2 separate regions of the Mus musculus genome follow, and region 2 is linked to region 1. Evidence: chromatin loops called from intact Hi-C (ENCODE). Cell type or tissue: left cerebral cortex. All regions are shown on one strand. Region 1 overlaps Cadm2 (cell adhesion molecule 2). Region 2 overlaps Cadm2 (cell adhesion molecule 2).

Region 1 (5,000 bases):
TGAGATCTGCCCTTTGGTGGTTGAGAAACTTCATTACTTGTACGTTTTCAGAAACTTCCATTTTACAAGAGACCTCTCCTTTAACTATTCACTATCCTTCATTATTTTTTTTTTAATGTGAATTATTCCAGGTCAGTAGGATGGTAAATGGAAAGGGGTTCTTATATTCCTGGAGAGCACAAAGCAAGCTAGGTTACCATTCAAACTTCAACAAATAAAATGGAAACCAGTGGCAAAGGATTGGCACTTAAATTCTGTGCACATTTTTATTTGGTTTGAAATACACACACATATGAATATATGTATATAGATATACGTGTATATACATACATTTTATTTATTTAATGTATATATTCTGATCTATAACTTAAGCTTATTCATTTCAGTGTAAGCTTATGTGCAGACTGGAAGACAGGGTCTATTAAGTATAAAACTGAACCTGAAGTACACGTAGCATGGACATTTCCTACAGGAAGAGGAATAAGGGGCAAGCTGAAATAAAAGATAAAATTCTGAAGAAAGTACAAGTATATTTTATACACGGTATATTCCAGGCTCTGATGTTTAAATAAGCACTATCAAGGCACCTGCATTTTTAAACATAGACAAGTTTATCCCAGATGCCAAAAATGTTTCATTGCAAGAGGAAATTAATTGGCTTTATAAATTACAAAAAAACAAAAAACAAAAAACAAAAAAAACGCACCGTGTTTTCCACAGAACATCTTTACCTTTGTCAAGAATGGTGATTGCCCATTTTGTTTTCAAGGATAAGCAATGTATCTGTACTTGCATGTCATGTGTGTGCATGTATGTATGTATGTATGTATGTGTGTGTGTGTGTATGTGTATGCATATATATATATAATTATTATTATCGTTTTTATTATTATTAGTGACTCAATTCAGCCTCTAAAGGGCCTTTTATTTCCCTGTAACTTGAAACTGTTGCCACTGCTCAATAACAATGCTTTGTATTCCTAGAAGTAAAAGAACGATTACTTTTATTTTGGTAAATTATCCCCAAGTCTGACTAGACATACCTCTGAAGTATTGAAGTGGGTGGAAGATCATTTAAATATTCGAGGGGAACTGATTTGCTCACTCAGAAAGAGTTATCCCGGTGGTGAACAACAACTGTCTTAATGTTTACTTCAGACCTCTATAAAGCATCCTGTGACTAATGAACGACCAACTCTGTCTAAGGAAGATCTGGTAACTTCTTTCACCTAGTCAGGCAGCAGCCGGTTTTGATGATTTACTCTCAAAAGCAGGAAAGATCCAGAATAAATTTTCAACCCTATTGAAATTTTCCAGATTTCAAATTTGGTTGTTTTCAGTGGAAGAAACCCTTCTTATCACTGGTAAGGAAAACATATTTGTTAAAAGAGAAGAAGAAAATAAATACTAAGGAGTAAGTTACCTTTACTCATCTTTTTAAATCTTTAACTCATCTTTTCTCATAAACCACATTGTTATTACAGATTTTCATTATTTAAAAACCTAAGAAGGTTGGCCTTTATCTTTAAATGTAACTGTATGTTTTCAGCTTGAACACATATGAGTACTCATGGTGAGGTAACTTAGTATTGTTTCCCATTCTCAATCATTTCTTTACTTATTTTGACTTTATTTAATTCATGTGTAATTAAGAAGAGTATTTACTTGCATAATGTTCAAACATAATACCTTTTCTAAGATGAAAGTAATTGTATATCTCCTTAAGAAAACCCACCAAATACATTACGAGGAGCTTGTGGGCCCACTTCTTGGATAAAAAAATCAATATGCACAGTATGTCAAATGTTTTTGTTCTGTAGCAAATGGAATTCAAGCAGAACTGTGTTTCTGACTGTCATCTGATAGGATTTCATGGTGTGCTGAAAATAACAGTAGTTGCTTAGATCTCGCTATTTTTAGGAACTCATTTGACTACTATTCCTACAGAAAAACCAACATTCAATAATGAGGACTCATAAAAACATATGCCACGTATTGGCACCGACTTATCTGAACACAGATTTAAAGGTTAATTCCTGTCCCTCCTAAAAATAAATAAGTAAAAATAACAACAACAACAACAACAGGGAAACAAACAAAAAAACAAACAAACAAACAAAAAACCGAAGTCTGTTTTGTGTAGAATAGGAAACACTGCAGCAAGACAGATCCTGAGAGAGTAAATTTTTACCCAGAACACTTGAGTGAGGAGGCTTGGCACATGTGAAGTGTGGGATTCCTACTATAATTCCACTATTCATCTTCATTATATTGACCCACAAGCCTGATGGTTTCCAAGAAAGTCAAATGTTCACCAGGACTTAATGAAAAGATACCTAATCTTACGAGGAGTTATTTATGAATCTTTGACACACAGCCTGCTTCCCCTTTAGTTTTGCCATCACACACTCTGAAACAGTTCAGGCTTTAAAGGGTTAAAGCTTTGTTCCCGTCTGCCATAAGCTAGGAAAATACTTCACATCTCCCTCTCCTGCCACATGACTGCTTTCCTGTGTTTGTCTGCTGCTGCTGAGCATATAAAACCTAAGATGTCATTAGCACCATCACACAGCAGGGGGCTTCAGTGCCTCCTACTTCAGGGTAATCCTCACCACCTCCTTACAGGAGGAATTTAGGGAACATGCCTTCTTAGTTCTTCAAGAAGTATACTCCAAAACCTTGACATTTTCAAATAAAATGTTGGCAATGAACTTGAACTTGTCCTTTTAATATTTTACGTTAAACCAGTAAATTTAAATTATTCTTTTTTCTTTCTTTCTTTCTTTCCTTTTTTTTTTTTTTTTTCTTTGGTCAAAGAATGAGTTTATGATCTAGTCCGACATAAATTATCGGGAATTATCAATCTTGGAAAATAAAAAATAACCAACTTGGTAGGGAAGGATGCTGAGAATAATTAGTTAAATTGAATTCGTAGAAAGGTACTTATGCCCACAAATTATCAATAATTGCTTACATTTAAGCTTTCTCTAAGACACAACTGTTTTAGAAACAAATTTAGGTCTACAAAATACCAAATTTTTATATATTCATTATATATAATATATATTATTATTATTATTTATATTTTATGTAATAAGGCATGTGTGCTGCTATATTATGAGGCAAAGACTCAAACACTACCAGGCCTGCCTGGAAGACACACGTTGTTCACTGCCATTTGATTTATTATATATTTACTAAGCAAAGGATGAAAACTGCACAGATGTGTACATTGAATTCATCCTTGGAGAGTCTGTATTTATTTTTTACCACTGGTTCCAAGAACAATAAAGAGAGTAAATTAGAAGTATAGCTACCAATTTGACAATCGTCTTTTCCTTCATCTGGGGAATTGTGGTACTTGGTTTTGTGACTGGTTTCACCTGTTTCTTCCACCTACTCCGACACCAGTATAGAAGGTTTGACTTTGCCAAGTTGTTTCATGAAGCAAAATGCATCGAAGTAAGAACTTTCTCAACACATTTCAGGACACATGTCAGAAAACTAAAATAATAGTAATAATAATAATAATAATAATAATAATAATAATAATAATAATAATAATAAACAACCATTATATGGAAATCTACATTACACTATTTCTTTATCCTAGGGACCTTTGATAAAATGATTCATCAGTTCTTTATAAGAAGGTATCATATTAGTAGGCTCCCTATTTTAAAGGGGAGGGTGACAGAAAGCAATGCTTATTCTGGGCCACTTTAAAATACATAATTAGGATGTCATCTAACAACTTTTAAATTAAATTTTACTCTTGAAGTGACTGAAGTAATTTTTTTTCTTTAAGGAAAACTCTTCAATCTCACAGTTTCATGGCAGAGGAAGCAGTTTTAAAGTTTCAGATCTACTGGTGGAAGACATGGGCCTCAGTCCTCGGATCGAGGATGCTGCTCATCCATGTTGTATTACACCACTGCAGTGTTTTGATAGTTGCAGAACTAGGAAACCAGCACTGAAGCAATCTTCCTCATGATGAGACAAAACCAGCCAAGAGACCCAGAATCCTTTGCAGGGAGGATTTTTCTTAACTGCTGCTCCTGAAGGTGACAGCTGCTTCACCCAGTCAGACTGTGGCTCCCACCTACAGCTACTTTCCAGTTCCTGTTATCGAGGAAGGGAGAAGTGGATGGTATTCTAGCTTCCCTGATCATAAGAAATATCCTGACAGGACTTAGGATATTTGTGTACGTGTAAAAGAGGTAAGAGATTTGGGAAGCATTTACTGTGATGGTAATGATATTTAACATACTGTGCATTTTCTATAAGACATCTGGTGAAGTTCCCGACACTAACGTGTCCAAAGCAAGATGTAATATGTATATTCACTGTGGTGTTGATCTGAAGGTATTCATTAGCAAGTATGGCAAATTATTAATTAGAATACCTCATGAAAAGCTATTAAAACCCTTTGTATTTGTGTTACACATTTTCAGTAAGATTAAATGAGAGAGAGAATGAATGAATGAATGAATGAATTTAGGGAGACCAGATATTGTGGTGCATGTCTGTTCTCTGTTTTTCTTTCTATGTTTTTCTTCCTTTCCGGGCTTGTTTCCTAAGTGCACAGGGCTCTCTTCATCTCAGCAGTGCTCCTCCAGGCATGGGAGGCGATGTGGTTTTAGGAAAGGTGAACTAAGCAGCATCTATTTCATGGCCCAAGGAGCTCTTAGTTACAAGCATTGAGCGAGCATGTGTGTTTGCACTTCTTAGGCTACAGTTTACTGTGATTCTCCTCTTCTTGACTTTCTGTCTTCCTTGATATAGAAAAAGAAAACACTTGGGACCTTAAAGTTGAATCTCATTTTTTTTTTTATTTTCCAAGTTATATTTTGGTCAGAAACCAATATTGATATATATATATATTCCTTCTATTTGTTTTGAATGGACACATTGGGTATAAATTAAAGTAATTTTGAAGAGCACCAGTAAAACCACCCCTGTAACAACCCTGGTTTAATTTTAACAAGATTGGCTTATTC
Region 2 (5,000 bases), 300 kb before region 1:
TTGGAAAGTGTGTTATTTAATGTCACTGTATTATACAATTAGGTTTAATAATCATGATTGTTGGCTGCAGGGATTATTTGCTGAATTGGCAACCAAAGTAAAACTTGTATTATAATTTAAGTCATTAATTCTTAAAAAATTTGATCCTTTCTCAAGCCCTACTTACTAAGTTTGAAGTTTGACAGGAAATTTCTTCTATTAATTTTCTTCTTATACTTATCTGTACTCTTAAGAGTTTATTGCTGGATCTAATTTTATATGATTTATTCACATGAAGATTTTATGTCAACCAAAGAAAAGGTTATATGAAAAATTCCCTTTTAATTACAAAAATCAGAAATGATGATTTTTCAAATATAGCTTCAGAAATTTGGCAAGGCTAGAAAAATCCAACAGTACCTCCCTTAAAAGAAGACTTTTGGCCTCAAAATTGGGTATGTGGGTACTATTTTGTAACAGAAATTTCATATTAGATCATTTGTTTGATTCACTTATGTGCTGTGTGTGGGTATGTGCATATTAGCAAAGTTGCTTATGGGGCTCAAAGATACTAGATCCCTAGATTCAGCTTCAGGAGAGGCTGGAATTGTATCTTTGTAACTTTTCCAGCTTGGGGACCGGTAAATCATATTCTGGTACTCTGTAAGTATCATGCATTCTACTAAACAACGGCCACCTTGGCAGTCCTTGAAAAGTCAGTTTAAAATTCCTCTTATACAATTAATACCTGTTCACCACAAACATAATAGGAAAATATGTTTAAAGTCTAATATAGAAATTAGAGAATGCACCTATTTAGAAATTTAAATTATAACAAATTTAAAATACTTCGTAAACTTCTAATTGATACAGTACCATTACTTTTCACTATCTATAACAAAGTTGTTTTACTTTTAAACCATTTTTCTTTTCATTTTTAATTAATCTTTTGTCACATGTCTTGGGCAAGGTTTATTTTAAATAGCCATGAAGTGCCACAAGTAAAATACTGTCTTTCAAGGACTTACAGTGTAATTAAGAAGACAGAGTATGGAAAAGAAAGCCTTGAAGTACGAGTTATATATGTGAACTGCCAATGGGTAGAAAAGGTAATATATTCTGTAGAAAGAAAAAAAAAAGACTCTGTGGTCATGATGAATTTTAATTGTGCCATTTCCACTAATTTAAGATAATTGTATCATAATAAACAAATAAAACAGTAGCCCATCAAAAATGCCATTTATAGCCACGTACCCTATCTGTTTATAAATAAATCCTCTTGGGAATAAGATTGCTTCATGGATTTCCAACAAGATGCTATATGTATTGTTAGGTAAATAACCAAACATTAAAAGTAGAGACCAGATGTGTCAGATAATGTTTACTCTTTTAAAGTTTACTAGTTAAAATTTTAAATATTTAAATATTTACATATTTCCAGTAGAAAGAATCTTAGGTTCTGGAACTGTCTCAGTAACCAAAATGTCTTTGTATGAAATAAAGAATTAGTGTCTAAGATGCCTTGAACAAAAAGTAAGATGACCTAGTATCTCTCCAAAGCAGAACAGGCCCAAGGTAAGAACAGTGATCCACTTCTTCCATCTTCTTTATTTTAAGTGCTAGCAATAAAAATATTTTTAATATGGCCATCTGTTTTATTACAAACAAGCAAACAAATATAAAATATTCATCTACACTGTCCAAGTAATCAAGACCTTTTTTTTAGAGCCGCAAGTGAGATATTTCTTAATTGTGAGAAAGAATTCTTAAATGTGTGTAAAAGTATGTTTTCATTCCTAAAAAAAAAAAATGAAACGTAATGGTTCTAAGAATATTTAAAAAATCAACTGTTAAGATTAGTCAGTGGCCATTAGGATGCTTTCTCCCTCAGGTACAAGTGTCTGAGCACCTGAAACTGCCAGTCGTACTGTGGTGGGAGGTGTTCGCTGATATAGCCACACTTAGTCTGTGACTCTGTGTGCTAAGTGATTAGTTATCTAAGTTATTAAAATCTGCATCTCATTTTGTATGCCAGTGACTCTGCGAAAAAAACCCACACTTAATGCTTTAAGGCAAACAAAGCAAAGAATAAAAATCGTACATCAAACTCTGCTGCCCCAAGTATTTATGCATAAAGTACAGGGGGTATTCATTGGACTTAAAATCATGTAGTTCGTTTAATGCCAAGAGAAAATCAAATGTTCTCTCCTCTTAAAGGATATTCTAGATAATACATATCGTGTGACCTGAAGTTTACAGGCAGAAAACATTTCACATTGGATTCTTATTCAAATGTTAGAGATTTTTCACAAGCAATTTATGTAGGTACAAGCTTCTTAAAATGTCCTTTGGGCACATCTGTCTTCCCAATTTCATCAATTCAGCTGAATATAATACCCGTGTCCCCAGGTAAAAGTCATGATGCAATTCTATCAGACAGTTGGTGTACTTTGCTCAGTGTGGGTGTGAGAGCTAATTTTGTCCTTAGATTCTGGAGCTTCATTAACAGTCTTAACACATTCACTGAAGCTTTCAAAACCTCTCAGGCTTTAACACTTACACTACTGCAGAGCTCAGGAGCAAGGAAAATAAAACTTATCCCTGTTAGAAAGAACATTGCCCTGATGGGTAGCACATACAGATACAGTGGACACTACAAGATCAGAGTTCCAAAGTGTCATCCGATGGAGTCCTTTGGTGAATGCAATTGCTGCCATGAGAAATCTATTTTTACATGTATACAAACATACAGAAATGCTTTCCAGAAATCAAAGAATTAGACAGAGGCAGGTTTGGTTATAGAATTGCCCACAGCTACTAAAGAACTAGGTGACCTTTCCCTTTTTACTTCATTTTATAAGCCTCTAAGCTCTATCTGATTCCTTGTTACATTTAACTAGACATATTTCAGTGTTTAGTTCTAATACAAAGCTGTATGGTTTTGAATGAAAACATTTATCATAGACATGCCTGGTGGTACCCATGTGTTCTTTCAGCCGAAGAGACTATAGTAGGAAGATCATGCATTTAAGGCTCTCTTCATCTGCTTGGTGAAATCGTCTATGAATATTTAAAATATAAGGGTGTTATAGATGTAGTTTTATAGTCGAACACTTGGCTAGCAAGCACAAGACCCTGAGATGAATTGCTGGTGGCTGTGCAGGGATGGAGCAGTCGGGAACCACAACATTACACCTAATCTTTACATGCAATGTCTATATTGAAATTTTATGATATAGATTCTAAAAATGATAACTTTCTTTCTTATAAGTTAGCACATATTTTTCAAGACGTATATGTACAAATATAGTGGAATGGTATTGTTGAAGGCATTGGTATTCATGTCAGTCTCTCCCCACATATTCTTAAAGCATCTCATAAACAGAGCTAAAACAAAATCCAGTTCTCTGAATCTAATGAGCAGGAATATACATGAAAATTGAAAATACAAATATTTCAACAATAAATACTACACATTACATACATGTTGAAAGATTTTATTGTTTTCTTAGAAAACATTAAAATGTGATCATATGTAGCCATTTTTTAATTATTCATTTTTGATATAATATAATTACAATATTTCCTCTCTCCTTTTCATCCCTACTCCCCTCACCTTCCCTTCTTACTCTCTTTCAAATGTATGGTCTCCCTTTTCATTGATTACTCTCACTTATAGAGACAGAATCATTTTGATGAATACGTTTGAGAAAGTAGGAAAAAGTTGGGTGATAGTCTGAAAATCTGGAAACAGAATAGGTACAAATATTAGAAAAATGAGTGATACAATTTTGTATATAACTCTAGTTAAAATAACATGAAAAGAAAAAAAACCACAATTTTCAACTTCAACAGAACGTAATGACACTTGAATGACCAGGATAAATAATGAATAGAGCAAGTGGCTCCATTCATACAACTTCTAGCTACATAATTCAGCTGTGTGTGTGACAATGACATATAATAAAATAGACTCTTCAGTCAGAAGATAACATCACACCTGATATTCTAGAGAAACATTAATGTAACCACTTAAATGGAACGAACAAAAGATTTCTTAAAACATTCATCTATAAAGAGATGTGCATATTACATTTATATACTAAAGAAGCACATATAACCTTCATGTTTCTGAAGTTTAAGCAGAAATGTTGTTCAAACTGAACTATTTGGAAGGTCATTTCCAATAAAGTACCAGCATTCTATAAATGTATGATAATAGCACAGTGATCCCAGCCCTGCAGGCTATTGTGTAGCACACCCGTGACTTGTAATTTTCCACAGTTATATGCAGACACCATGTTTGATATAGAGTGTATTAAACTCACACAAAAAGAAATATTTAAATAAAAACACCCTTATATAATATAGTAGAAATCAAGTAGAGAAAACCTCAAAATTCTACAGTTGCAAGCTTCTATCCTTTTCTATTTGAAAATGAAGGAATTAATTCACTGTCATTAATACTTTACATACATGCACGGTACATAGATATACATGCAGAAAATATACACATACATTTAAACAACAGCAAATGAATCATAATAGAAAATTTAAGATTAAAAAACTTGCAATATATCTCTATTTATGAAGATATTATCAAAAAAGGTATTTGTTTTCGGCTGATTTGGTAGATATTGTAGAAAGCTTTTTACTTTAGGTCATCTTCCTGTCAGACAACTGCTGCTTAGGAAAGGGAACAACATAATGACTATTTGTTCTTCCCACTTTCAAAACCTATGTTTTCTGAACTATAGCTCCCATAGGCTCCTGGAACAATCATAAATCAATAGCACAGACCAGTCAGGAAGCAGTGAGGCAATTTCTCTATATTTGTAATCCTCTGAGCACTACAGCACCTTCTCCCAGACTTGAACATAGCATAAACTAGAAAGAGAGTTGGCAGCACTGCCCTCCAATAGAGAAAACAGTGCAAGAGAACCACATAGATATGTGTGTTTCAAGTCAAATGCTGACACACCTTGAATGGCATCACAGTATGTAAATCTCTCATAGCGACC

What was found. Peaks named below come from ENCODE experiments on the same cell type or tissue, not always from the same donor. Only the 100,000 strongest peaks of a DNase experiment are listed, where the experiment ranks them.
Region 2: it touches region 1 in a loop (2.6-fold over the local background); 2 of 42 quality-filtered maps call a loop at or near these places.

The regions. Positions count from the first base shown.
Region 1 is chr16:67,611,579-67,616,578 of GRCm38, forward strand. All of the region lies in intron 1 of Cadm2 (cell adhesion molecule 2), which reads right to left. Among named protein-coding and RNA genes, the nearest start is that of Cadm2, 6.8 kb to the right of the region's middle. In left cerebral cortex, a CTCF peak has its summit at 2,567; DNase peaks (open chromatin) are centred at 2,545 and 4,005.
Region 2 is chr16:67,308,745-67,313,744 of GRCm38, forward strand. The region is part of intron 1 of Cadm2 (cell adhesion molecule 2); the gene reads right to left. Among named protein-coding and RNA genes, the nearest start is that of Cadm2, 310 kb to the right of the region's middle. In left cerebral cortex, no CTCF peak of the experiment used is centred here; a DNase peak (open chromatin) is centred at 2,445; H3K27ac peaks cover 1,149 bases.